4 separate regions of the Homo sapiens genome follow, and regions 2, 3 and 4 are each linked to region 1. The links are chromatin loops, found by intact Hi-C in ENCODE. Cell type or tissue: IMR-90. All regions are shown on one strand. Each heading gives the region's core, and the rest is flanking DNA. Links, peaks and the distances in the headings are about the cores only.

The links. Hi-C counts contacts between places; a loop is a spot of excess contacts. Peaks named below come from ENCODE experiments on the same cell type or tissue, not always from the same donor. Only the 100,000 strongest peaks of a DNase experiment are listed, where the experiment ranks them.
Region 2: a loop joins it to region 1, with 17 times the contacts of the local background. A loop is called at or near these places in 5 of 110 quality-filtered maps.
Region 3: a loop joins it to region 1, with 3 times the contacts of the local background. A loop is called at or near these places in 11 of 110 quality-filtered maps.
Region 4: a loop joins it to region 1, with 6 times the contacts of the local background. A loop is called at or near these places in 106 of 110 quality-filtered maps.

The regions. Positions count from the first base shown.
Region 1 is chr3:141,449,269-141,456,718 of GRCh38, forward strand. It overlaps LOC124906291 (a long non-coding RNA gene), which reads right to left and starts at 6,617. Exons shown (of 2, transcript XR_007096120.1): 1 at 5,936-6,617; 2 at 1-5,328. ZBTB38 (zinc finger and BTB domain containing 38) reads left to right here. Exons shown (of 6, transcript NM_001376113.1): 6 at 1-524. RefSeq lists a silencer at 1,898-2,070 and enhancers at 2,864-3,003, 6,311-6,953. In IMR-90, for the core only: CTCF peaks have their summits at 2,944 and 5,859; DNase peaks (open chromatin) are centred at 2,923 and 5,853; H3K27ac peaks cover 1,282 bases.
Region 2 is chr3:141,189,220-141,196,669 of GRCh38, forward strand. No RefSeq gene overlaps it. Among named protein-coding and RNA genes, the nearest start is that of PXYLP1, 39 kb to the right of the region's middle. In IMR-90, for the core only: a CTCF peak has its summit at 3,233 (motif pointing left); a DNase peak (open chromatin) is centred at 3,242; H3K27me3 peaks cover 876 bases.
Region 3 is chr3:141,383,010-141,390,459 of GRCh38, forward strand. ZBTB38 (zinc finger and BTB domain containing 38) reads left to right here. Exons shown (of 6, transcript NM_001376113.1): 4 at 3,863-3,928. Among named protein-coding and RNA genes, the nearest start is that of ZBTB38, 18 kb to the left of the region's middle. RefSeq lists an enhancer at 4,547-4,776. In IMR-90, for the core only: no CTCF peak of the experiment used is centred there; a DNase peak (open chromatin) is centred at 3,862; H3K4me3 peaks cover 3,616 bases; H3K27ac peaks cover 3,723 bases.
Region 4 is chr3:141,357,767-141,365,216 of GRCh38, forward strand. It overlaps a transcript of ZBTB38 not described here. Among named protein-coding and RNA genes, the nearest start is that of ZBTB38, 7.0 kb to the right of the region's middle. In IMR-90, for the core only: a CTCF peak has its summit at 3,271 (motif pointing right); a DNase peak (open chromatin) is centred at 3,455; H3K4me3 peaks cover 194 bases; H3K27ac peaks cover 2,189 bases.

The sequences.
Region 1 (7,450 bases), core at 876-5,875:
CTTTAGGATGGCAGTTAGTGACTGCCCTGGAACAGGATTAAAGGAGGCTGTGTCAGGTTCAGCTTCCCCTGAATTGGGCTTCCCTTATATCTCAGGAGATTGCCCTATAAAATCAGTAAAATTTGTGCACTTTTTTAAGGATATGGAGTAAAATTGTAATAGCATTATAAGCTGGTAATTTTCACACAAAGAAAAAAATACGTTCCGTCGTCACAGACTCTACTCCTAAACTTAGCTAACTAACTATCTTGCAAATGCCTGCAGTTTGTCCCAGTGGGCAATGTGAGAGGGGATGTCGGTGGCTCAGGCAGCACAGTCCATCACCAACACAGAGAAAATTACTGCCAGGCCTACCGGTGGCTGGCCAGTAGCATCAATTTTGTATTGGAAGGGCAATCCAAACCAGATTCACCAAAAATTTGATAACTGTTATCTGCTAAAACTAACTTCATTATGTACAAGAACAACAGATTTAATATTGAAAGCATCTGTAACAATTGGGAAAGTAAAAGCATAAAACAAAAGTGTTAGTATATTTTTTTCCATTACTTCGGATACTTTCATTCTTGCTACTCATCTTTTCTCATCACCTACTGATTGATTTAGTTGCACTCCCATCTGTCTCTTATCAGTTTATTTTTACAGAAGCAACAGCTCTTCCACTTCAGTTTCCTCCAAATCTGAGAATGCATCCCCCTCGCCCTCCCCAAATCCTGACCAGCTATTGATTTCTCTTCTGGAGAGAGAAGCCTCCTTTACTCCCTCCCTAGTTTGTACATCCTAACCCAGTTCCTCAAGCAAGATGGTCAGTGAGCAAGAAAGTTGGCTGGGTGTGCAATTTAGAACTATTCACTCTAAATTTAGACAACGAATGAAGAACTAGTTAGAAATGTTATATTTTATTATTTCATTAGTAACATCTAAAACATTCTATTTAGAATGTTTTTGTGGAAAATCAAACACTTTTTTGCAATAATTTTAAAATATATGACTTGTATGTAATTATAGGTGAAAGTATTTTATTCCAGTTAGAGAAACTGGTAAACAGACATTTTAAAGATGTAATAATGTGGCCGGGCGTGGTGGCTCACAACTGTAATCCCAGCACGTTGGAGGCCGAGGCGGGAGTTCAGGAATGGGCTGGCCAACATGGTGAAACCCCGTCTCTACTAAAAATACAAAACTTTAGCTGGGCATAGTGGTGGGTGCCTATAATCCCAGCTACTGGGGAGGCTGAAGCAGGAGAATCACTTGAACCTGGGAGGCGGAGGTGTAGTGAGCTGAGATCGTGCCTCTGCACTCTGGCCTGCACAACAGAGCAAGACTCCATCTCAAAAAAAAATAATAATGCTAACTTATGTAAAATTGTAATTAATTCATTCAAAATATACTTAATTTTTACTGCTGAACTAGGACTACAGAGATGTGAGGTAGCTTGTGCCTTTGAGGAACTTAAGTCTGGTGAAGGAGATTGATGAGACAATAGATGATTATAAAACAAAACTCTGAGCTCTTAAGAGGCCTAGAACCAAAGCAGAGAGAAGTGATACTGAGCGGGGGCTGGTGGAGCTGGGCTTCACCAGAGGCGTCGGGTCCAGAGAGGAGCAACTAAAACAAAGGAGCCACCGGGGAATGTAGGTTGTTCCAAAAGTCTGGCGTTTGGGATGATGAACCTGGAGAGGCACATGGGACACATCATCAGGGCCTTGGCTTTGCCAGAGTTGGACCTCTATCCTGACAGCATAAGGCAGTGGGCAAGCAAAGAAGGGGGCTGGGTAGTAAGAGATGAACTCAGAGAGAGTTAACACAATATCCAAGCAAGATGAGAAGCCTTTGGAGGACTTCAGCAGAGAGTGGAAGGATCTGATATGATTACAAGGATCACTCTTACTGCGTGTACTGAATAGACCACAGCCCGGGGCAAGGGTGGAGGCAGGGAGATGAGATAGGAGACTGTGGCAGCACAGGCGGGAGATGACAGTGGCTTGGAAGAGGGTGGGAGTAGTGGGGATGGTAAGAAATGGGTCACATTCTGGAGATAGATTTTTAATTTTGTAATGTGGAAATTTTCAAGCCTATGCAGAAGTAGAATAGTTTGGTGAAACCCAGTGTACCCATCATTCAACAATCAACAATTCACAGCCAATGTTGTTTCATCAATACCCTCACCTACTTTCCTTCTCCACTGTATTATTTTGAAGCAGATCATAGACATCATACCATTTCATCTGTAAATATGTCAGTATACATCTCTAAAAAGGTAAACAACATTTTTAATATAACCATATCATTACCATTCCTTAAAAATTAACATTTCCTTAATATCAAGTTCCATTCGTTAAAATTTCTGGTTGTCTCATCATTATATATATATTTTTTACAATTGGAATCAGAATCCAACTAAAGTCCCATACTACAATTAGTTGATATACCTGTCTTATAATCTATAGATTTTCTATTTTTTCCCTTCGCAATTTCATTCCGAAGAAATTCGGTGTTCACAGTCTAGGAAGAAACAAGGCAACTTCTTAGGTTGGGTTATGTTCTTCCATTAGGAGGTACACTCTGTGTGGCTTAGATATTGGATGTATTTTGAAGACAGATCTGATAGATTTGCTAATGGTGTAGATACCAGGGGTTGAAAAAGAGAGGGATCAAAAATGACACCAAGGTTTGGGCCTGAACAATTAGAAGGATGGTGTTGCCAACAAACTAGATACCTGGGTTGGAAGTTCAGAAGAGGAGACTGACTTGAGGTAAGGATTTGAAAGTTGTATTTTATTCATTCAAAATATATTTGAGGTGGGAGTACAGCACAAGAATGGCCAAAACAAATAGTCCCTGGAGCCTGTGACATAGTGGGGAACACAAAAGGCTAAAAAGCTGATTATTTACAACCATACTAAATGCTATGCAGAAGGGCTGCATGGTGCTCTGAGGACATCTAATGGAGGAATGTAACCTAGTTGGGAGGTTCAAGGGAGGCTGTCTTTGAGGAAGTAACTTTTTGTTTTCAGACCTAGACCTGAGGAAGTAACTTTTGAGCTGAGGTCTGAAAGATAAATAAGAGTTGAAAGGAGAGAGAGTTTCTAGGTTGAGGGACTAACAGATATCAAGGGCAGCCTGTGGAGGGAACACAGTTCTTTGGAGGCCAGTGGTGGCCAGAGTACAGAGAAATTGATTTAAAATCAGACTAGAGGACAGGAGCCATACCATGCAGAACCTTCAAGGTCATGCCAAGAATTTGGATCTTATTCTTAAGATCCAGAAGATCTTAAGAGCATCAGAAAGCCATTGAATTATTTAAAGCAGGTTGGGACAAGAAGAGGTATATTTAATCAGTTTTGTATTACAAAAAAGTCACTGTGGCTGAAATGTAGACAATGGCTTGGAAGACAGTAGCGGCCAGAAGTAGAGCAGTTAGGAAGCTACTGCAGTTGTGCAGGCTAGAGATTATAGTGGCTTGGATTTGTTAACTGGAAAAACCTTAAACAAGTTAAATGTAACAGAGTTTAATTGAGCAAAGAACCATTTGTGAATTGGGGACCCCTAAGAACCAGAATAGGTTTTAAGAACTCCAGCCTACAACGTAGTCAGGCAGCATTTATAAGAAGAAAATGGAAGAAGTAAGGTACAGAGGCAGCTTCATGGGCTACAGCTCACTGTTTTGCCTTATGTCAATCAGTCAGCTGTCTGAGATTGACTGAAGCTCAGCTGCTGAACTGAGACTCAGCTGTTAGTTTAGGCATTTAGTTAGTTTATGCAACTAAGTAAGGTTGCAGTTCATTTTGGACTTGAGTATGAAGGCATCCTTAGGCCAAATTTAGTTTAGTTTAACTGATGATGTGATTGCAGTGAAGATAGAGAGAAAGGGGAGGATTTGGGAGATACTTAAGGGAGAGAATCAGCAGGACGTGATGTTTGATGATATATGGGAAGTGAGGGCTAGGGATGGATCAAGGATAGTCTTTGGGTTTTAGAATTGTTGAAGCTAGGAGTGCAAGGTGTCCCGTCCATGAAGCTTGTATAGAGAAGGAAGAATCCAGAAAACACCAACACAAATGACCCCTGACTTCTGAGGTTTCCACTTACAACTTTTTGACTTCATGATTATGCAAAAGCAATACACATTCTGTAGAAACCATATTTTGAGTACCCATACAAGCATTCCATTTTTTACTCAGTACAGTATTCAATAAATTTCATGAGCTATTCTACACTTTATCATAAAATAAGCATTGCATTGGATGAGTTTGCCCAACTGCAGGCTAAAGTAAGCATTTGACCCACATTTAAGGTAGACTAGGCTAAGCTATTTGGTAGATTTTTTTTTTTTTTTTTTTTTTGAGATGGAATCTCGCTCTGTTGCCCAGGCTGGAGTGCAATGGTGCGATCTTGGCTCACTGCAACCTCCGCCTCCCGGGTTCAAGTGATTCTCCTGCCTCAGCCTCCGGAGTAGCTGGGATTACAGGCACGTGCTACCATGCCCGGGGAATTTTTGTATTTTTAGTAGAGATGGGTTTCACCATGTTGGCCAGGCTGGTCACAAACCCCTGACCAGGGGGTTAAGGGGCTTGCCCAGGCCAGACAGGACCAACTCTGAGCCTTTTGGTCTCCAAGACACTGTTTTCATCCCCACCTACTTATTCCACATTGACTAAGGTATTTTTTGGAAGAACCTAGAGCTAAAACAATAAAAAATACTGTCCTTTCCTGAAAATGAGTGTTTATTGGCCTGAGACTCTAATACTTTCAGAGACCTAGGTCATTCCTTTTTTTATTCGACATATTCTGTATGGCAACTAGTACTGCCAGGCGCTATTCTAAGCATCTAATGAAGATTAACTCATTTAGTCCTCATATCACCCCATGAGGGAAACACTATTATCATTGCCAACAATGTTTAGTTTGGTTATCTTTTTGCTGCACGGTGTCACAAAACAGTGGCTTAAAACAACCATTTATTATTATTTCACATGGTTCTGTGGTTTGACTGGGATCAGCTGGGCAGAGCCTCTCACGCAGTTGCAGTTAGATGGTGATGAGGCTGGAGTCATCTAAAGGCATGACCAGGCTGGCATTAAAGCAGCCACAGCCCACCCAGTTTCAAGGGGTTGAAGGTGTAGACTCCAGTCCTCAGTGGGGGAGTCACAGACACTTACAGGGAGGGAAGGAATTGATGGCAGCCATCTTCAGAGGTAAGCTACAACGACGGGTCATTCCCAATGAGAAAACCAAGCACAGAGAAGTTAAATTACTTACCAAAGGCCATACAGCTGGTATGTGAATAAACAGAGTTCATCCCAGGCAGTTGTGTTCCAGAGCCTGCTAGGAGAGGCAAAAGGGATTGGAGCTCAATAGCGCAGCACGGACTCTCACAGCAGAGTCAGAGTGTGAAGAGCACAGCATTATTCATAGCAGAACTGGAGAGTCCTAGAGTCATCCATCAGGGATCGGTGAAAAGGAAGAAATTCTAAAAATACTAGGAAATGTCAAGGACTGCCTAAACAAGGCTGTTATTATGTTGGGGGGTGAAAATATGGTCTCATGTGGCCCAAGGCAAGTGGAAGCCTTCATGCTTTCATTTATCTTTTCAATCAAGAAAAAATGAAAATATGAGTGTTGGGGGGCAGGAGTGGGTGGGGTATGTGTGTGGTATTTTTCCTTATAAATAATTAACATCTGGAACCTTTAGTCAGATACTCAAAGGGGTCATATACGGGAGAAACTAAGGCTTGGACCAGGGAGTTAAAATTTGCAGTGCAGACCAGCTTCAGAAGGTATCTTCAAGCTCCTCTGCTAAACGTCTGGGTCATCGATGACCTTATGCACATTTGCTCCCTCTAATGGAAGGACAAGGAAATGACATGTCTACTTCAGAAAGGTTAGTCACATCACAGGAGTAGTGGGTATTGCCAGAAATAAGCCGACTCACCTCTGGAGTGGTTGGTTTCTCTCTGGAACTCTAGCGACCTGAGACAGTTGGGTAGCTTAGGCCATTTTCGATGTCTAGCTTCTCAGAACTTCTGGGTCAGAAAGGGAGGTTCCACACATTGATTTGGACGTGCTCGACATCTGCGTGAGTGTGGTGAGTGGAAGAGCATCAGGCCATGTCCCAGGTCTTTCCAAATCAGACTCCATTATTTCTGACATTCCTCTTCCTAAAGACCAGAGGTAGGAATTCAGGGCCGCCATTTTCGTCGTCTCTTATCACGATGGGAATCAGCGTTCTCTGCTGCTGCTCCTGCTGAACACGACGACATTCCAGCCACCGGGAACTGCTCGGGACTCAGTATCATTCTCAGACCTAGGCAGGAGCGTTCCGTGCTTGCCCTCCTCCACAGGTGCCCCGCCGCACGGGGCAAAGAGTCTGCAGGGCCAACAGGGATGTGCCCCCGCAATGTCCACGCCATCCCCAGAGACCGCATTCTGGTACCCAGAACCTGAGAATTCCCTGCAGACTTTCAAGGCCTGTTCTGGCCGCTTCCTTGCCAGTGCCACACCCCTGGGGCAGCCAAAGGGCAGCTGTTTGCAGGGGTTGTGGACCGAGTTTGTGATGGAGTTTCAGCGTCCACATGTGTGCCTGAGGCCCCTAGCAGCCTGGGAGGGAGCAGGGTGAGGGGAGGAGGGGATGGGAGAAGATCTGGCCCACCTCTTCCCCTGCTGTCTCGTTCCTGCAGGAAATGCCAGAAACTAGGAATTCCACATTCCAACACGGTCTTCCAGATTGCTGTGAAAGTATATTTGTCAAGGGAGGAGAACAGAATATATTTAATTAAGAACTTGCTAGCCTGGTTTATACCTTTTAAATATTTAGACACATGATATATACGCCTCCATCTGTACACTTGCTCCCCGCCTTGCGAGTGTTGAGGGGGCGGCTGTCATCACTCTCCAAAATGCCTGGCTTCTCATCACGCTGTCTGTGTATACAAGCTCCTGACCATGCTGAAACGTTCATGCCCATCCCTACCCCAGCCCCATCCACAGACGTGATCATTTCTCAATACCTAATTCAAAGGCCCCATCAAAAGCCTCTTCCTTGCAGTGTTGTGTGAGACAGCCCCTCACGCCTCTGCTTGCCTTGACCTCCAGCCCCACCACAGCTCTCTGGATTCAGCCGTTTTCAATTCTGCCTCTGCCGTCAGCCAGCGAGCTCCTCCCGGATGTTCCCAGCATCAGCATGCTGCGGTCAAATGCAAGTCATCTATGAAGTGTGCCGATTCGCCACTCCAGATGACCAACTGCCTTGGTGTGCCTCGCACTGAAGACTCTCCCAAGTTGCAAAACATTCAGTGCTAAAACTGAGACAGTCCCAGGCAAATGAGGACGATGGGTCACCCTAACGGGGAAGAGCCTCTTCAGAAAGGAAAGGAGCATCAGCAGGCATGGTAGAAGTAGAACTCACTGGCCAATTTCAGTTTCAAACAACTAATAGGACGTTCTTTCC
Region 2 (7,450 bases), core at 860-5,859, 260 kb before region 1:
TTTATACTTCTGCTCCTAGGGCCACCATGCCTCCAGAATGTCTCTTGACTCTCCCTTGGCAAGCTAAAGATATTAACTTCTCTCCCTACTCCTTCCTACCAACCCAAGATATGGCTTTACTTTAAGTTTTCTTTTCTTTTCTTTTTCTTTTTCTTTCTTTTTTTTTTTTTTTTTTTTTTTTTTTTTTTTTTTTTTTTGAGACAGGCTGTCACTCTGTCACCCATGCTGGAGTGCAGTTCTGTAATCTTGGCTCAATGCAAACTCTGCCTCCTGGGTTCAAGCAATTCTCCTGCCTTGACCTCCCAAGTAGCTGGGATTACAGGCATGCACCACCATGCCCGACTAATTTTTGTATTTTTAGAAGAGATGGGGTTTCACAATGTTGGCCTGGTTGGTCTCAAACTCCTGACCTCAAGTGCCTCACCTGCCTCGGCCTCCCAAAGTGCTGGGATTATAGGTGTGAGCCACTGCATCCAGCCTTACATTATGTTTTCAAGATTGATATTCTGTTCTACAACTCCAATCAAGGTTTATGTTCTTTGTTTACAGGCTGAATCTAACAACTGAAAATCAAGAAGCAACGTTTACACATTACGACTAGGCAAATATTGATGGCAGTTCAGCCGATACAGTAAAGTACTATGAGCACACTGCTTTTCTTGCAAACTTTTTATTTCTCCTGGAGTTTCTATTTATCTTTCTTTTCTCTTGTCCTATTTGCTTATATCACATCCTCACTTTTTTCAAACTTTCCATCATATCAAATATTCTAAGAAGCAAGGAATTATACTAAAAACATTTAATCACCAACCAACCCAATTTAATTCCATTTATGGGGATCACTTATAGCAGAGAGCAATCAGAATAGACAGAGCCCTTGTCACCAAAGCACCAAGGAAGGGTGCTGGGAGCCCCTGGTTGTGCCAGCCATGAACTTCTCAGAATCCGGATCATGGCAAGGTCCAGGAGATCCTAGGAAGGGGCTGGCCAATGGAAGAATGGCGGCTCATGTTAGCTGCTATTTACAAACCCACTCAGAAGCACTTAAACTGGCACATCCTGGCTAGCCATTGGGCCTGCTAACAAGTCATTTTCCCTGTGCCTTCCTCTCATTTCCATCTAAACTTGCTGCATTCTGGACTTGCTGTCCAGCCCCCTTCCCCACCGGGCTGTGCTGCAAGGGATCTCCTGTGTCCTAGACCCCATGTCTTCTTTCTTGGTTTATCCCTCTTGTTTGTGCTAAATAGAAGATTAAGTTTTACCATTTTATATTCAATTCAGAAGACAATCTTAAACATATTTAACCACCAACTCATTAAAAATTTTTAATCACTGGGCATCTTGTTACAAAATTACACAAAGACTCTGATATTTGAAAATCTCGTTTTCCTAAAGTTACCACCAGTGACATCCTATAGTTGAAAAAATGCTGTTTTGCAATTGCCTGAAAGTCAGAAAACAAGAGAGGAGGCCACAGTAGGCCATCGTTGGTGTGGAATTCCCATCCTCCTCTCGGGATGCTTCATGTACCAGGGTGATGCAGGGGTATACAATACATCAGCTACATCATTATCAATCTAGGTATTAAATACCAATAGATGATTAATTGTGTTCTTGTGATTTAGTTAAAAATTAAATGCAAATGGAAGTTCTAAAATTGTCCCCCTGGATCTCAGTGGGTCATCTTTCACAAGACTTGAGGTGCCCAGAATCCTACTTTTGGTACCACTGCTTTATTCAACATGCAGTTACTGAGTGTTTCTTATGCCCGTGTCTCCTGTTCTCCAGGAGCTCACTATTTAGAAGTGGGCACAGACAAAATAACACACCATGACACCAAGAGTGATCAGTAATGTGATAGAGGGAAGCACAAATGCCTGTGGGGGCACTAATGAGGGACCTCACCCAAAGGAAGCAAAGTCTAATCAATTGCTTAGATGGATGTACAGATAAGTGGGTGCATAGGTGGATGGATGGATGCATGGATACATGGATGGATGGATGTATGAATGGATAGGTAGGTGGGCGGGTTGATGAATAGGTGGGTAGATAAATGGATGGATGGATGAATGGATTGATGGATGGATGGATGGATGGATGGATGGATGGATGGATGGATGAGTGGATGGATGGATGGATGGATGGATGGATGGATGGATGGATGGATGAGTGGATGGATGGATGGATGGATGGATGGGCGGGTGAGTGGATGGTTGGGTGAATTGGTGGGTGGCTCAATGATTGGATGAATGGATGAGGAAACATCACAGAAGGCAGTAGAGAATGAGGGCTCAGTCCTGATTGGAGCAATCATCCCTTCCCTAGACTGTAAGGGGTGGAGACAATATATGAGTCATCCCTGGATTCCAGTGTCTGGCACAAGCCTGACACATGGTAGGCATTCAATAAATGTTTGTCAAGTGTGTGAATCAATGAGAGCTAATGAACACCAGGCATTGAGAGAGTTCAGCCAAATGTCTTACCCTTTCTGGGCCTCAGTTTCCCTCCATGTAAATTAGATATGAAAACATGCACCACCAGAATTTATAACACTACTGGTGCTGCAAAAGGTAGACTATGCTTGTGAATCTGCTTTTGAATTCACTGTGCGGCAGGCCTCAGAGAAGTAGCATCTTTTACTTCACCCAGTTTAGCACTCCACCCTTTGATATGTGTGCATTAGCTTGATGCCTAACTATCGCAACATTGGGATACGTATTGTTATGATCATGTCCCTTTGACAGATGAGGCTACTGAGGCTTGAATGGATGGATAAGCAACCTTGAAGCCAGACCCACCAATCCTGGCTCTGCTGTGTAAATCTGGGCAGATCACTTTACTTCTCTGAACCTCTCAAAGATGTAAAGATTAAATGAGATAAAGCATGTAAAGTGCCTGGCATGCAGGAGGTAATTAATGGTGTTTATTTGTTGCCCAAGCCAGGAAGTTGCAGAGACTGGATTGTGTTCTTTTTACCAAAGCATAATGCTACTGAAGCTTTTAAGTTAATCAACGAAAAAGATTAAAATTCTGGTTGGTATATGGTGCTTCAATACATGTAGGGAAGATTTCAGTAACACACTGTGGAACCTGTAATATCTAGAACAACTCACATTGTCAGTGAGCTGCTGTGGCCGCCCCCGTTTGCTGCTCCACCACTCCTTCCGTGCAGTATGTGTCATTTCTTTTCCCCGCCTGCCCCCTGGTGGTAGATTTGGGGACCACAGGCTCAGTCTCTTAACAACAGGCCTTGCAGGAGAGCCAGGCTCATGGCCGCCCCGCATTGCCCTCTGGTGACTGCTGCTAGTTAGCACTTTGCAGAGAAGGAAAGGAGGAATACCGTATGCGCCAAGGAAAGGATTGAAAATGCACTGGCTGGATCTCACTCTCCTGCTCCATCGTTCACTGGTTGTGTGACCTTGGGCGTATCACTTAACTTCCCTGCATATTAGTTTCCCTTATTGGCAAAATGGGTAATACACCCACTCGGAGTTTTTGTGGTGAATAAGATAACTGAGTTAAAACACCTAGCACAAAGTAGATGCTCCATAAAATGTAACTTCTCTCCCAATAAAATGAAAAATAAACAGTACATCATCCAATTATTACAAACTGCCTTACCAGTTTCATAGCAGAGTCAAGTATCTTGATAGATTGGGCCACAGGGTAGGTCAGTTTAGAGGGCAGGGGGAGATAGACAAAGGGGATTGTTAGGAAAATTCAAGGCTTGGGTCACAGCTGAGGATTGCAGGTAAAGATTCAAGAAGACATTGAAGATCTCTAGTCTAGGGGGAGTGGCCAAGATGGCCGACTAGAAGCAGCTAGTGTGTGTGGCTCTTAGGAAGAGGAACGGAAAGGGTGAATAAATACGCACCTTCAACAGAAACCTCCAGATACTCGCACTGCGACTAATCAAGGAAACAACACGACCAGGGAGGATAGAGAAAAGCAAGGCAGGATGACAGCCCACCTAGGAGCAACATAGAGCCAAGGGAACCTCCCCTGCCCAGGGAAGCAGTGGGTGAGTGGGCGACCCCAGGAAACCACATTTCTCCCACGGTTCTTTGCAACCCTTGAATCAGGATATCCCTTGTGAACCCACTTAGTCAGGTCCTTCAGCCTGACACACGAAGCTATGTGGAGTCTCAGCAGAGCACCTGCTCAGGCACGCGTGCATGGAGACCCAGGAGCTTTGGATACTCCAGCTCCGGGCTTCCCAGCAAAAGTAACCGCAATTCTGACAAAGCAGGTTAGACCCCTATACATACCCCTAGGAAAAAGGCTGAATCCAGGGGGCCAAGCACTAATGGTCTGCAGGCCCCACTTCCACAGTGCCTCACAGGATAAAAATTCCAGCCAGACACCAGTAGCAGCATGGCGCCTCCCTGGGATGGAGCTCCTGGGGGTAGGGCAGGCTGCCAGGTTTGCTGTTAGGGCAACTTAGCTGTTCCAGTCTGTGGGCTTTGGAGAGTCCAAACTGACCAGGGGCAGAAGGGATCCCCCAGCACAGCACAGCTGCTCTACCAAAACATGGCCAGACTGTTGTTCTTTAAGCAAGTTCCCAATCCATTCCTCCTCACCAGGCAGGACCTCCTAACCAGAGCCTCCAGCCACCCCACCAGTGTTCTCTGGCCAACAGAGATTTGAAAACTCCCTGGGACAGAGCTTTCAGAGGGAAGGGTGGGCCACCATTTTTGTTGTTTGGGTGACTTAGCCGTTCCAGCCTGCAGTCTTTGGAAAGCCCACCTGACCAGGGCAGAAGTGGTACCCCAACATAACACAGCTGCTCTGTGAAAGTGTGGCCAGACTGCTTCTTTTTCTTTTTTTTTTTTTTTTTTGAGATGGAGTCTCGCTCTGTCACCCAGGCTGGAGTGCAGTGGCATGACCTCGGCTCACTGCAAGCTCTGCCTCCTGGGTTCACGCCATTCTCCTGCCTCAGCCTCCTGAGTACCTGGGACTACAGGCGCCTGCCACCACACCCGGCTAATTTTTTGTATTTTTAGTAGAGACGGGGTTTCGCCATGTTAGCCAGGATGGTCTCGATCTCCTGACCTCATGATCCACCCGCCTTGTCCTCCCAAAGTGCCGGTATTACAGGTGTGAGCCACCGCGGCCGGCCGCCAGACTGCTTCTTTAAAGCAGGTTCCTGATCCCGTTCCTCCTCACTGGGCAGAACCTCCCAAATGGGACCTCCAGCCACCCCTGCCGGTGTTCTCTGCCCAACAGAGATTTGAAAACTCCCCGGGACAGATTTCCGGAGGGAGGAGTGGGCCACCATTTTTGCTGTTTAGGTGACTTAGCCGTTCCAGCCTCTGGGCTCTGGAAAGCCCAAGCTGACTGGGGGAAGGAGAGGTACCCCAACACAGCACAGCTGCTCTATGAAAGCATGGCCACAGTGTCTCTTTAAGCAGTCCCTGATCCTCTTCCTCCTCACTGGGCAGAACCTCCCAACCGGAGCCTCCAGCCACCCCCACCGGTGTTCTTCAGCCTGCAGAAATTTGAAAACTCCCTGGGACAGAACTCCCAGAGGGAGGGGTGGGCCACCATCTTTGCTGTTTGGGTGACTTAGGAGTTCCAGCCTTCAGGCTTTAGAGAGTCCAAGCCAACCAGGGGTGGAAGTAGTATCCCAGCACAGCACAACAGACCCATGAAAACATGGCCAGACTGCTTTTTTAAGAGGGAGGACAAACTCATTCCTCATCACCAAGTGGAGCCTCCTAACCAGAGCCTCCAGCTACACTCACCAGTGTTCTCCAGCTGACAGAAGTTTCAGGACTCCTTGGGATGGATACCTCCTCCCCCAGGAGGAGGGGCAGGCTGCCATCTTGGCTGTTTGGTCAACTTAGCCATTCCAGCCTTTGGGCTTTGGAATGTCCAAGGTGACCAGGGGCTGAAGTGTATCCCCAGCACAGCACAGCTGCTCTATGAACATATGGCCAGACTACTTTTTTAAGGAGGTCCCAATCCCATTCTTTCTGACTGAATGAGACCTCCTATCTGGAGTCCCTGGCCATCTACAGATGCATTTGAGCCAGCAACAGGTCCATACCACCTTGGAACAGAACTTCCAAAGGAAGGGGCAGGCTGCCATCTGTGCTGTTTTGCAGCCTTCACTGGTGATACCTCCAGACACTGAAAAATCTGAGGTGACCATGCACTGGAGCAGACCCCCAGCATACTGTAGCAGCCTGACAGAAAGGTGGCCAGACTGTTAAAAGAAAAAAAAAATCCATCCAAAAGTCAGTAACCTCAAAGATTGAAGGCAAATAAGCCCAGAAAGATGAGAAGGAGTCAGTGCCAGACCACTGAAAACTCAAAAAGCCAAAGTGTCCTCTTTCTCCCAAATGACCACATAACCTCTCCAGCAAAATTTCAGATGAGGCTGAGATAGCTAAAATGACAGAAGTAGAATTCAGAATATGGAAAGTTCAGAATATGGAAAGTTCATGGAACTAAAGGAGTACATTGTAACTCAATGCAAGGAAGCTAAGAATCATGCTAAAATATTGCAGGAGCTAACAAAGTAGCCAGTATAGAGAAGACTGTAACTGACCTGATAGAGCTGAAAGACACAGTACAGGAACTTCATAATGCAATCACAAGTATTAATAGCAGAATACAACAAGCGGAGGAAAGAATATCAGAGCTTGAAGACTGCCTTTCTGAAATAAGACAGGCAGACGAGAGAGAAAAAATGAATAAAATGGAATGAACAAAACCTGCAAGAAAAAGAATGAGATTATGTGAAGAGACTGAATCTACGATTGATCAGTGTACCTGAAAGAGATGGGGAGAATGGAACCAACTTGAAAAACATATTTCAGTATATCCTTGAGAACTTCCTCAACCTAGCTAGAGAGGCCAGCATTCAAATTCAGGAAATGCAGAAAACCCCAGTGAGATACTCAATATGAATATCATCCCCTAAGACACATAATCATCAGATTCTCCAAGGTGGAAATGAAAGAAAAAATGTTAAAGGCAGCTAGAGAGAAAGGCTAGGTCACCTACAAAGGGAAGCCCATAAGACTAACAGCAGACCCCTCAGCTGAAATTCTACAAGCCAGAAGGGATTGAGGGCCGATATTCGACATTCTTAAAGAAAAACATTCCAACCCAGAATTTAATATTCAGCAAAACTAAACTTCATAAGCAAAGTAGAAATAAGATTTTTTCAGACAAACAAATGCTGAGGGAATTTGTTACCACCAGACCTGCCTTACTTCCTGAAGAAAGCACTAAATATGGAAAAGAAAGACCATTAGCAGACACTACAAAAACACACTGAAATGTACAGACCAGTGACACTATAAAGCAACCACGTAAGTCTGCAAAATAAACAGCTAACATCATGATGACAGGATCAAATCTATACATACCAATACTAACCTTAAATGTGAATGGCACAATGCCCCAGTTTAAAAAACATAGAGTGGCAAGCTGGATAGAG
Region 3 (7,450 bases), core at 1,588-6,587, 66 kb before region 1:
CCTCACCTAAAATTGAAGGTACTCAGTTTGCAGGATTATTGGGTTAGAATGAAATAAACATTGGACGTGTAGCTAAAATATTGAGTATGTAGTAGGTTCTCCATAAGGGCAGCTAGTGTAGACTTTTTAGCTCTGATCAATGTGGAAGGCAGAAGTTCCTGCCCAGGTCTCTAGGCAAGATGTAGATGTTCAAAGTAGCTTTGAACTTTCTCAAAAATCCAAAGGCATTTTTGGTCATTTGTAAATTAAATCACCATGTTGTTTCCAGGACTAAATACGCTATAGACAGATGTAATAACCAACCTCATTAAAAAATCTTAAACTTTTTAAATATTAAGAATTTAAACAAAAGTGTATTTGGTAAACACTTTTATTTTTCTTTTAATTTCAATTGGAATAGCCTAACCTGACAACAATGTACCCACAAATGTTGACTACCTCTATTAGGTGTAAAAAGAACCCAGCTGTAATGTTTAATGTGGTGAATGGCATAAAGGAACATGCAAACTGATCCAAATGTTTATAAACCAAGTATTCCTCTGGGACTCAGTGCCCTGACTTTATGTTTTTTAAAACATAGAGAGTCAAGCTTTGTTCATACTTGAATTATGTACATTGCATTAGCCGTGCAATTTAACTTTAACCCACAGGACTGCAAAGAAAATTAGCTCAGCCTGCAGAACAACGAGACCACGAGCAAGTAAGCACGTTAATCAAAGTGAAAGGCTCACCCCTCACGTCTAGCTCCGTCCTTCTCCAGCCTGTGCCTGCCAGATTATTTCGGGTTCCTCGTGTTTGACTCGTCAAAGTGGCAGAAACAGGCTAAAATGTTCACTGTGGAAAAGGGATTTGCCTTTTAAATTAATGTTTGTGCACATGCCCCGAGGAGGCTGATGAGAAGCACGCAATTTTTTTAAATCATAAGTGAATGCATACCCTTGCCACTAGTAATCATGACAAAGCTTAAGTAATTCAGGCATGGGCATGGTTTTCTGAAAGTATAAAACAGGATTTACTAGTTGAGAATGTCTGCCTAAACAAGCTCATTGCTTTGAATATTTTCAACTATAGTTCACATTTGTTTAACCCGAGCAGGTCTGGTAAACGTACCACGTTTACTGATTGAGTGTCTTGGAACATCACAAAATAAACCAATACATGGCTTTTAGGCTAGTTTTGACAGAGGGTGGACAGAGAACCCCACAGGGGGTTTGGAAACTGCCCTGGCATCTGGCTTACAAGTACCAGTAGGGGACCTGACCACATTCACCACCCTTCCCTGTAAAGGGAATAGAACACTATTTACTCATCTCCTGGGAGCCTAATATGGATTACTGTTGTTGTCACTGTCATTTATTATTCCCGACAGAGGAGGCAGATGACTTAGTTCTATGTGGTCAGAGTTGATTCCATAACATGTATATTTAGCCTACATGATAATAATTTGCGAGTATTTTTAAATGAATGTCTAGCTTTCAAACGTCATTGATGGGGAATATCTCAACAGACATGAAGAGCATTCAATGCCTAGGTGTTTGCGTCAACCTCCTCCCACCCCACTCTAAGGACTCTGCTTCACAGATGACCGTATATTGAATTGGTGCCTTATAACTCAGCGTGATCATCTCTCTAATTCTCGACCCCCATGGTAAAGGAGGAATTGGCCTAAGGACACTCCATTCTAATTTTCTGACGCTGTCAATGCTAACCAGAGCTCATAGAGCAATGATGTGGGGGTGGGGAAGATGGTTCCACCATTGGTGTGAGACCAGGAGCTACTGTTTTCGTTAGAGCCACATTTATTTCTGGAGTAGTTGTGGGAGAGAGATGTACTCCAAAGAGAAGAGGACTCTTGCTATGGTTCAGGTATGACCCACCATCTGGACAACTCAACTCAGAGACTTTAAAGTGTATAGGATATAGGAGGGCAGGGTACATTCCATACACTAAGCTAAAAATCACTTATGCTCTGGGGCAGGAGATAGCATGAGAGCTAGAAACAAAAGATCCAGTTGTGAAACCTAGTACCTCAGCTAAGGTGTTTGAACATATTTTCTCTTTTAAAAAAATTCTGGGGAGCTTCAATGTGTTGCTAACCTGATTATTTTCAGCCAGTCCTTACAGAAGATTGAGGTGCTGGAAAACTAGCAACCCCAGAAAATATTAATTCATTTTTGCAAGCGTTAAAATTAACAACAGCATATTCAGTGATGCAATAGGCAATTAAAGACTTTTGGAGAGATAAGAAGAAGAAAACTATAAATATTATATATTCAAAATCAGTCTCAGCATTTTATAAAAATGTTGGCTTATGTCCAGGATCTAAGGGTGGGGGTGGGTATGGTTTCTTTGTAGCTATAGAGTGGAAAAGAATCTGTTCTATTTCCTTAAAAATAAAAGACTTCTTGTTTTATACAGCATGGCAAATAAAATGCTTTTTTGTTTTTTTACCTGCCGGCAGGATCTGGAGGAAATTTTGCTAGCAAGCTATGCTGTTTTCCTCTTTGGGGACCTGGTGACACTGGTTTTGCAGCAAAACCGTATTTGCTTATTAGGCATTTCTTAAAAATCCTGAATAAGCAGCTCTTTCAACAGTTTTTGTTCCACATGTTAAACATTTCATTGCAATTCGAGCTTTGAGTGTGTGTGTGTGTGTGTGTGTGTGTGTGTGCGCGTGTGTTGATAGGAAGGAATGAAAGGGGGTGCATAAGAATTCTTGAATGTTTTTTATTTAAAAAATTAATTCCTCACCATTACATATTGAACTATCTGCAGAAGGTGATTCCAATTTATTACATACCACCAAACTAGATCCCATCAATCTTGAGCAGTGGGGGTAGGGAGGTGGTTTTGAAGATGACATGAAATTTGGTGTTTGAGTAGATGAGATTTAATTTTCGGAAAACATTTCACTCATAAAACGGATATCAACCCAGTGTCAGCACTGACCTCCTGATGTCAATGTCATCATGCAAGCATAGCTAAAATAAGCCTCAAAGTAAAACAAAGAAACATTGCATCTCAGCACAACACGATTTCTTCTCTTACAGTATGTACTATCTATAGCCTTTTGGTATTCCTATTAATGGCTTGTTACTTTAAAATTTAGCTTTTGGAGGGGGAGGGAGAAGATAAATCATTTTGCATTTTCTGTGTTCTGAACGCATACAGTATGCTGCTGTAAGTCTTAGTATTATTTAGGTCAGTATCCTAAGGATAGCTTTAATCGTTCATGATGGTCAGCTATACAGCCAGAGGAATTCAGCATCAATTTATTTTTCTGTTCTGATTTTATTCTGCTTCCAAGTTTTAAAAAATCCATTCACATTTTAATAAAATTCTGAGGCGGTATCTGCCGCTCTGTACTGCAGATACATTTAGCAGGATACATTTACACTGCTTGTGGTTAAAGGTTATAGCACGGATACAGACAGCTGATCATGCATTTTTCTACAAGCCTGCCGGCACCATTTAGGATTTTGAAAAATAATCTAGAAATGCTATACCCTTTATCAAAATTATTTTTTACTTTGCAAGAGCTTAACAGTTTTGGTTTTTTCTTAGCAATTCTATAAAATTAACATCTATAAAATGCATCCCGGACCAGATACATACTGTATTGAAAGCTTTCTTCAGGAAGAGAATATGAGAGTGTTCTTTCCAGCTTATTTTCTTCCTTAGCAAAAGGATTGTTTGATTCTCAGAAGCAGAAGGACACATTCATTGTGGAGCAGCTCTGCTTAAGTGTATGAAATGCCTTCTGTCTGGTTGCAGAATTTGGAGTTTACTAAACAGTGTTTAGTGATTGGGCTCATCTTGCATCACCAGTTGATGACATTTTTCTTTGTTCCCTCCTACCCAGTTGAACCAAGACTCTGAGGCTGATATGCAATGTCACTTACAACATTAATCAGATACTGCATTTAAGGTGAGCTGTCCCTTGCCTCCTCCTTCCCCAGTGCTCGTGTGCTGCATGCAGTGCGTATCTTGCTTCTGCGAGCCTAAGATGGCAGGCAGGATTAGCCGTGCTTGTGCTGTGTGTGCATGCTGTGTCTAGAATTCATTACACGTTGCCTAGTATTTCAGATGTGAGTATGTAAATGCTCTGTATGCCATATCATCTGGTAGCGAAGACTTGTTTTTGCCTCATTACAGCCTTAGATATTTCAACATCACCTTTCATTTCCAATTCATTTGCTTCTGGATGTTTGTTTTTCATCACATTCAAAATATGATTTTACCTTTTTTTTTTTAACAAAACCAAAACCCCCCACAAACCCTAAAAACAAAAACAACAACAACAAAACTCTGCTACCAGATGGTGTCTCTCCTTTCTTCGTGCATTTGCTGTCTTTTAAATAATGTATGTTGTATTGTTAATTAATGTGAATATCAAATTAAACACTTGAAACTTACATGTTTATTATGCAGGTAGGAGGCAAGGTGGATTCTATTTTTAACTCTTATGCACTCCATCATGTGCAAGCAACTTGGGTTCTCAAATTTGTATTTTCAATGCTGGTATCAGTGGTTTGATTTTCAGCAAATGTGACAGTGGCCTTTGCAGTGGTCAGCTCCGAGCTTTGAACTCTCAGAGGAGGAAGGGGAAAAAAATTCAACACACCACCTCCTTGGTTGCAGTCTCAGAAAAACCTTGGATGAGAAACTTCTTTTTTCAATCCTGTTTTCCTGTTGATAAATTCAGTTCTGTGATCACAGTTCATTCAAGCTGTTCTGCGTATGATTTTTGTGTGTATGTGACAATTGCATCTAAAACTTGTGAGCAAGAAGACAGAGAAATCAGTTGGTCTCCATCGCTTTACATAAAAATGGCTGAGTGTCTTGTCATGCTAGCACTGCATTAAGTGATGCATACAGGTAGGTTGAAATTTGCATGTTTTTATAGTTTTTTTTGAGCCATGCAGCAAGAACATTAGATGCATTAGAATATGACTTTTAAAAAAACAAAAATTAAATAAGACAGCTGTAATCTTTTGGGGGAGGGTTTTTAATTGGACAGCCTCTGCTATTCAGATAGTATATAAATGTATAGCTTTTACAAACTTAGTAAATGATTCTGCCATAAAAGGGAGATTTTTTTTAAAAAAAAATCATATATATGATAGGTGTGGTGCCATTAGACAACAAAAGAATTTTTTGAAAAGAGTGATGATTCAGCTCCATTTCAGCTTGAAACTAAAAATAAATGGGTTTCTGGAGATGATTTCAAAGAGCGTAAACAAGCTTAATAAGAAACATTAAAAATATTTAAATTTTAAGAAGCGGTCTTTAAACGTGTTTATGAAAGATGAAAATAAAAACTGATATGCTTCCAAAATTAATTTTAGGTAATATACAAGAATACATTATATTATGTATATAATTTGGGGGGATGAGGAGTTACAATTTTTAAAGAGGGAAATATTAAATATAGATGGCCCTCTTAAAAGAAATAGAGCTTCACTAAATGAAACCGAGCCCCTAGAATGGTTCATTGCAGACCATATAGCTGTGGTTCTGGCACTTTTCAAAATAATTTCATGAGCTCTTTCTTTTGAACTTAACTTCTCAAATATATTTTAGTTTCAAATTTAACACTGGGCCAGAACCTGTTTCCTTGGTAACCAAATCGTATTTAAACATGTAATAACAGATATGCAAAAGAATGTCTTTAAAAAGGAAACAAATGTTTAATGAAAAATTTACAGTTCTTTTTCCTCTCATATAGAATCTGAACTGGTTTTAGATGGTTTTTAATGCGGTCTTCAAGCCTTAAAAATTAAGCCATGTTTCTAAACATATAGAGAAAGCTTGCACAGTGACAGCTTTTCTCTCCCTCCTTTGTGCTCAGTACTTTCAAAATTAAGGTTTTCTTTGCAGTATGCTCCAGAATGCAGGTCAAGGTTTGTGTACAGAGGTGTAGTTTCATTATCACAAGTTCACCAGCGCCACTGAAACAAAAGGTATTTCAGAAATTCTGAGAATCAGAAAATGCTTGTACTCTTGCCTTCCCTGATCCCTCCGTTGGTAACCTCAGTGCTGTCGGTAGAAAAGGACCCACATCCAAGCCTACCCCTCCAATGACAAGTGCACCCTGAACCTTTGTGGAAATATCTCTATAGGTGTGTTAGGAAGATGGTGCTAAACCTGAAACCTCCCCGAGGTTTGCTTCAATGTGAAGAACATTGAGATTCAAAACCATCTGTGTAAATGGCTGCTTTATTCTAGCAGTTTAACTAATATTCTATTCCATAGCACTATCGTAGAATTGAACCTCTCTAATGGGCTGAAGGGTGGTGGTGGTTGTTGTCATGTTGTTTTGTGGCCAACTAAAATATTTTGCTTGGAGTCTTTCTCTGGTTCAATTATTTTGGAACGTGATTCATCTCATACTGATTTTGTTCTCCAGGCTTGCCATGAAATACCCTTCCTGCAACACCTTTTTTTTTTTTTTTTTTGGCTGTTGGGAGCCATTTTCCTTCTTGCCTGTGACTTTAAATGACTAAGTACATTTTGAATATAGTATCAATCAGAAGATTGTAAACTGAAGGGAAATATCAGAAACCTGATTCAATATTGCCTATTTTTTTTAGTACCAACAGCATTAACAGTTGCAATAGGATCAAGCTAATTGTCATTCGCTCTTGAGCAAATAATGAGCCAGGCATTTATAATTAAAACACTACTGCTAGTCAGAAAGCTTATAACTACAATGTCTTCTATTTTGATAGGCCAGTACAAAGTAATCATTTTGCACCTATTTGAATCTTAATTACAAGATTAGATGGATGCAATGCAATTGTTTTACCATTAAAATGAATGCCTGATAGATTCAACAGTGTATTTCTTCTTTATAGAATGTCGATTCTTTTGTTTGTGACTCAAGCATGGTTGCGTCATCTTGTAGATTTTCATACTTAATGGCGTTTTTTTGTGGCATTATTCACTTATGTTGCTCTTAGTCTTGCCTAAAAGAATTTTAAACCCAATTCAAGGATCTAGAAAGCCAAATAAGATTGTTGGGAAGTGTATCGTACCATCGTCATTCTAATAAATAAACCAGTGAATAGAATAATAATTACTATATATTACTTCGTTGTGTTTCACCTTAATACTTTGCCTTCATATTTCACAGCAATCTTGACAAGGCACAAAGCTTTCCTAAACTTACCCATTTACAATTATTATTGAATTTCCAAGATTAGCTGAAAATGCTTCTTGATGATTGTAGAGGATGGCACTTACCCCATCTCATTGTTTGAAAAGCTATCCTGAACCCATTTACACTTTTTGGCTCCGGTATTTTTACTGGGCAGGCCAGAGCAGGTGTGACAGCAAGACTGTGCAAACAATTGCACTGTTCTCACCAAAACAAAATGGGCAAATATGTGGTTTTCTGTTGGAATGATTTATAATATAAAATACTATAATATTTATAATACTATAATAC
Region 4 (7,450 bases), core at 981-5,980, 91 kb before region 1:
TGAACCACTGCGCCTGGCTATTTTTGTGGTCTTTAAAAAAGTTTGTATCATCAACTTAGCTTTTATTTATTTGTTGTATAATGCAGAGGTAAGACCCTTAATTAACACCACCTAACCACATTTTATATGCATTGTAGAGAAAAAAGGAACCTAAGCTCTTTTATTCATCTGAGAGACCGTGGTGAGAACTCTGTGAGAGAGGAAAAGATGTTTCCCAATAAAGATCATACACTCTAGTGGGAAGGCTATTATGGTAGCCACATAATCCAAATTTTCTAAAGTAGTCCTGGTTTGTAATATTCTTTCTTACTGACACAGTATTAGCACCAACTTCTGATTCAGAAACTGTGGTCATATAGCCAATCAGCCTATGAAAGAGGACAAGGTAAGCGCCACAGGAAGTCTGTTGAATTCTACTAATTCAGAGGTGCAAGGGGCATTTCTGCCTGGCTTTCCAGGCAGAAATATTAGGGAGAACATTTGAATTGAACCTCAGAGGCAAGTTAAATTTTGATAGACCAAGATGGTGGGAGGGATCCTGCCAGGCCCAGGGAACAAAGGAGCAAAGGCAGAGAAGCAGTGAAGCACAGGTTGTGTGTCTGGAAGCCTTGCGATCTGTCCAATTGTCTGCCATATAGGGAAGTCAGGAGGATTTAAATTAGATGATAGTTTGAGGCCAGAGGGTGGAAAACTTTGAAAGTCAAGGAAATGAATTTGTGCTTTATTTTCTAGATAATAGATCACCACTGAAATGTTCTTTTAAAAATGGCTTTATTATGATATGATTCACACATCATTCAATTCACCTATTTAAAGTGTAAAATGCACCCTTTTAAAGTGTATAATTCAAATTTTTTTAGTATAGTCACAGACAAATGCAACCATCAACATAGTCACTTTTAGGAAATTTTCATCACTTCAAAAAGAAACCTTGTACCCTTTGGCTGTCACCTCCCTAAGCCCCTATCTCCATCCCAGCCCTAAGCAACCACTAATCTATTTTCTGCCCCTATAGATTTCCCTGTTCTGGACATTTTATATGCATGAAAACATAGAATTTGTGGTCTTTTGTCAGTGGCTTCTTTGATTTGGCACAATACTACCACTAAAGGCTTGAACTACAGAATTCTCTAACCAAACTGGCTCTTTAGAGAGAAGGGACTGGATTCAGGATGGTGGATTGGGGCTGGGCGACCAAGGAGAGCCATTAGGAGGCCAGTGAGTAGCTGTTATGTGGTCATATGAGTGCTCAGTAAGGAAGATTTTGGCTGCAAGTAAGGAACACTGAACTACAAATGGCATAAATGACAAAGACATATTATCTTACTAACAGGAAATCTGGAAGTAGGTGGTTCTCGAGTTGGCCCAGGACTTACCAGTGTTGCCAAGGACCCAGCTCTTCCACCTTTCTCTTCACCATCTTAATGTACTGGTTTTTACACTCTGACCTTCCCCCTCATTGTTGGAAGATGCTGCTGCTCTTCAAGGAATCACCTCTTCATACAATTGCCTACAGAAACCTGAATCTCTGGCTTTTAAGGAAAGAAACTTTTTCCCAGTGCTCTACCCAAGAAACTTCCCTTCATGTGCCATTGGCCAGGATCATGCCACACATCCATGCCTTAGTTGCGAGGTAGGCTGAGCATGTGCCTATCTGCCATTGTCAGCCCCTATGGTGGGTGGTGAGCTGTGCCCAGCAAGAAGGAAGGAAGAGGTAGTGGCAATTGTGTAGGCTAACAACAGTGTTTGCCACAAGAGACAAAGAAGATCCAGGATAGTAGAGCATTCTTAGTCCAGCAAAGGACAGTATTTTTTGAAGATAAGAATGTGGTCAAATGGCACAGTGAAGATAAGAAAAACAGTAATCAATAAAAAGATAATGGGCCAGGTGCAGTGGCTCATGCCTGTAATCCCAGCACTTTGGGAGGCCAACGCAGGAGGATCACTTGAGCCCAGGAGTTCGAGACTGGCCTGGACAACACAGCAAGACCTCATCTCTACAAAAAGTTAAAAAATTAGCCAGGCATGGTGGTCCATGCCTGTGGTTCCAGCTACTCAGGAGGCTGAGGTGGGAGGATTGCTTGAGCCCTGAAGGTTGAGGTTGGAGTGAGCCATGATCACACCACTGCACTCCAGCCTGGGCAACAGAGCAAGACCCTGTCTCATAAACAAAAACAACAAAATTTTTTTGAGTTGTCTTAGTTTTTCTTATAAATTTGTCATAAGATGAAGTTTTAAAACCTCATATTCAATAGAAAACCAACAGTGCTTCCTATAAAGTGCCCATAATAATAAATACAAAAACAACAAAAGAATCTTACTAATTTCTAGTTAGACAGCATAGCCTACAGAAGACTCTAATCCTGAACCAAGCTCTCTACAAAAGGGTGAGATCCCAAGTGTCAAAGAGGCATTAAACACATGCACCACACAATTCAGTGTCCTCTAATGTCTGTCATAGACCATCTTAGCTCTGGGACCCCACAGTGCTGCTTATAATCTGTGCTGTTGACTCTAACTCCTGTATGACAAGCAAAGTCAAAAGAATCCCCTGTGTGCCTTGATGCTTGTTTCGGCGTGTGCCTGGAGTGAGGGATGAACGTCTTAAGCTTTGCCATCAGAAATTGCCATTTTTGTACATCAAAAAGGGTCTACAATTGTCATTTCTAATACAGTTCGGCCTAATCAACCACCAAAGATTTTAACATTGATTCTGGGGAGGCATGAGGGGATGGAAAATCTTTTAATTATATTTTATTATATTACTCTTATTTATGAACATGTATTATTTTTGAATCATTAACAATTCTAATTTTTAAAAAGTAAGGAACAAAAAGAGAGTGCTTAGTCTGAGCTGTCAAAAGCTGTGAATAAGCTGTAAGTCCCTGGGCAGGTCCCGTCATTTTTCTAGTCTAGGATTTCTTCACCTCGGCACTATCGACTTACTGGACCAGATAGTTGTGTTGGGGTCGGGGGGCTGTCCTGTGTATTATAGGATGTTTGGCAGCATCCCTGGCTTCTACCCACTGTTGACGGTATTACCCCCAAAATGACAATAAAAAAGTCTCCAGATGTTGCCAAACGTTTTCCAGGGGGCAAACGCACCCCTGGTTGAGAATCACTGCTCTTGTCCTCAGTTTCTCATCAATAAAAGGAAGCACAGAACCAAGTGCTTTAAGCTCACCTAAAGCACCAAATTCTCTGACTCCGTCAATGTCAAATCTGTAAATTTGTTTTCCAGAAGCTATTTTCCTCCAGAGCCACTAGAGGGGACACTCTGCTACACAAAGGACAAAAACAGAGCACTCAGGGAACTTTGTTTTCCTCTCCTCTTGACTTTGTTTCTGTTTCTGACCGCCCCAGCCTTAAATAAATAGTCTTTGATGTTGAGTGTGATAACCCCTTACCACGAAGCATGAAGAGTTGTTTGTCTTGTGCCTGGTGCCATAAAAGTCAGTGTTTTTAGATATGGCGGGGAGGGGAGGGCAAAATATTCTCTGCTTTTTAAACATTCTTTGTAAGGTAGTCAGATGAATCATGCCTCTAAAAAAAGATGTGCATTTCCATAAGCGGAGCCTGCAGGACAACCAGGCTGGGAGGTGGAAAATCTAGTTCTGTTCCTGGTCCTGCCACTTCTGGGCTGTGTGATGTTGGCCAAATTTCTTGACTTCTCTGGTTTTATATAGATAACAGAACTGAGGAAGCTGAGGCTGAGAAGTTAAGGTCACACAGTATGTTAAGTGGTCAAGCAAGGACTTGCGTCTGACCCATCAACTTCATAGAATAGTTGTGAAAACCAGAAGAGATGGAGAAAGTGAAAGAGTCTTGAAAAATAGAAAACCCCACAACAAGTTCAAGGTGTGAATGTGTAGATATTGTGGGAATGAGAGAAGGGGATGGCTATGGGGTAGCATGAGGGAGCAGGGTAGGTCCAGACAGCAAACAGAAGTTACTCCTTCTCCAAGTGTTGTAAATTACAGGAAAGAGCCTCAGTGCCCCCAAATACTTCACTACTGATGGAGCTTCATCCCTAGGACTTAAGGTCTCCATCCCTATAAAAGTGGACAGATCACTAAGAGGAGTTTACTTTATGCTCTGATGAGTTGTTTATACACCTCAGCGAAAGTGAGGGATCTACAACACTGGTTTTTAAACATTTTTTTAAAACCCTGAACCACAATAGAAAATATGTTTCACAGAGAGACCCAGCTCACATACATATTATAAAATCGAAACGAAAGTGTTAGTTATAATGTACTTGGATCTTTTCTATTGTTTTATTTTATTCTATCACTTGCAACCCATGCTGACCCACTAAATAATGAGTCCTGACCTGCACTTGAAGGTATTATACTAGAAGGTTTTGTGGAGGGGAAAGAGTTTAGGGTCCTGGAGCTGGTCTAGGGAGGAAACAGATGTGTCCTCCGAACAGTATTCAAGGATCCCTAAAGATGAACTTTTTACAAGTTTTATAGTTTTCCAAGGGCTGATTCTCTGAGGCGTGATTCAGGAGGAAGAAAAGAGAACAATAATTCCAAATTTGAATTCCCAAAATTCACCCAAATGAGTGAGGATGGGCCATTGGGTAGCAACCTCTAGACTGGATTCTCAGAGGTTATGATCTAAACCCCCCACATCATTAACATAAAATAGATAACATAAAATATAGATAGCATAAAATGACCACCAGCACAAAAAACATTTTTAATCCAACATTTATTGAGCCATTATTATATATCAGACATTGCACTAAGCACTTTACATGAGTGATAGGACATAAATTAAGTTTAAGTGTTCCCTGATTTTCTTCTCTTCCTGCCCACTAACAAGAGTTCTGGCTTTGTTTGTCCAATTTCTTTTTCTGCCCCAACAGAAGAAGAACTGGACAGAGCGGAAGGACCAGAGGAAGGCTGATTAGGACTGGAGAAAAGATTTCAGGGAGTTTGGGAGAAAGAAAGGGAGGCAGAAGCTATGGGGTGTAAGAGGCTTGGATAGGAGGGGAAAAGGATGCTGAGGGGAATTGAAGGGGCTCTTTGTGATGTTTGAGAAATGCAAGTATTAATATGAGTTAATTAGAAATTACTTTTGGTGACTAGACTGGGTTTCTTGGGCTGCAACCCTGCCCCCCACCCCAAGACTGCACCCTGTAGGTCATGGTCTGAATAGGGTTACATATGCATTATCTTATTTAATCTGCATAACAAACCCATGAGGTGGTATTAGTATTTCCTTTTTCTCAGATGAAGAAAAAGAACTTGATACAGTCTAAGTAACCTTACATTACATGCAGCTAATAAATAGTGAAACCAGGACTGGGACTTAAGACTTTTGATCATGAAAGCACAAGCTCTTAAGTCCGTGAGCATAGATGATTCCCAGTATAAACAATACCAGTTAATAAAATACTCGAGAATAAATTTAACAAAAGAATTGCAAGACTTGTACACTGAAAACAACAAAACATTGCTGAAATAAATCAAAGATCTAAATAAATGAGAAGGTTTCCTAGGTTTATGAATCAGATGACTGAATATTGCTAATATGGGATTACTCCCAAAATTGATCTGCAGGTACCATTTAACATCTATCAAAACCCCAGCTGTATTTTTTGCAGAAATTGAGAAGCTGATCCTAAAAATCATATGGCAATGCAAGGGATCCAGAATAGCCAAACGATTTTGAAAGAGAACAAAGTTGGTGGACTCACACTTCCTAATTTCCAAACATAATATGAAGCTATAGTAATCAAAACAGTGTGGTACTGACATGACAATAGATATCTAAATCAATGGAATAGAATTAAGAGTCCAAGAATAAATATTAATATTTATGGTCAGTTGATTTTTGACAAAGGGGCCAAGACAATTCAATAGAGGGAAAAATAAATAAACTCTTTATTTTAGAATAGTTTTTTAAATAAACTCTTTATTTTAGAATAGTTTTATATGTACAGAATTATTGTAAGAATAATCTTTTCAACAAATAGTTATGGGACAACCAGATAGCCACATGAAAAGAATGAATGTGGATCCCTACCTCACACCATAGGCAAAATTAACTTAAAGTGTATCATAGATCTAAATGTAAGAACTAAAACTATAAAACTCTCAGAAGAAAACTCAGGTGTAAATCTTCATGACCTTGGGTTAGATAATGTTTTCTCAAATATGATGCCAAAAGTACAAGTGATGAAAGAGAAGATTGATAAGTTGGACTTTATCAAAATTAAAAACTTTTATGCTTCAAATAACACCAACCAGAAAAGAAATGACAACCATAGACAGGGAGATAATATTGTAAAATATATATCTGGTAAGGGACTTTTGTCTGGGGTATATAAAGAATCCCTAAAACTCAAAAATTTAAAAAAAAAAATTAGGCCGAGTGTGGTGGCTCACGCCTGTAATCCCAGCACTTTGGGAGGCTGAGGCAGGCAGATCACCTGAGGTCGGGAGTTCAAGACCAGTTGGACTTCATCAAAATTAAAAATTTTTATGCTTCAAATAACACCAACCAGAAATGAAATGACAACCATAGACAGGGAGATAATATTGTAAAATATATCTGATAAGGGACTTGTGTCTGGGATATATAAAGAATCCCTAAAACTGAAAACTTTAAAAAAAAAATTTTAGTCCAGGTGGCTCACACCTGTAATCCCAGCACTTTGGGAGGCTGAGGCAGGGAGATCACCTGAGGTCGGGAGTTCAAGACCAGCCTGACCAACATAGAGAAACTCCATCTCTACTAAAAATACAAAATAAGCCAGGTGTGGTGGCACATGCCTGTAATCCCAGCTACTCGGGAGGCTGAGGCAGGAGAATCGCTTGAACCCGGGAGGTGGAAGTTGTGGTGAGCTGAGATTGTGCCATTGCACTCCAGCTGAGGCAATAAGAGGGAAACTACATCTAAAAAAAAAAAAAAAAAAAAAAAAAAAAAAAAAAGCCCAATTTGAAAGATAAAGGATTTGAATAGACAGTTCTCCAAAGAAGATATACAAGTGACCAATAAGCTCCTGAAAACACACTCAACATCATTAGTCATTTGTTAAATGCAGTTCAAAATCACAATGAGATATCACATTGTACCCACTAGGATGGCTATAATAAAAAAGACAGGCAATAACAGCATTGGTGAGGATGTGGGGAAATCAGAACCCTCATAAATTGCTAGTGAGAATGTAAAATGATGCAGCACTTTGGAAAACAGTTTGATAGTTTCTCAAAATGTTAAACATAGTACGATATCACTCAGCAATCCCACTCTTTTGTGTCTACCCAAGAGACATGAATGCATGTCCACAAAAAAAAAACTTGCACATGAATGTTCATAGCAACATTATTCATAACAGCCAAAAAGTGAAAACAACTCAAGTGTTCATCAACTGAGATTTGGATAAACAAAATGTTGTATACCCACACAGTGGAATATTATTTGGGCATAAAAAGGA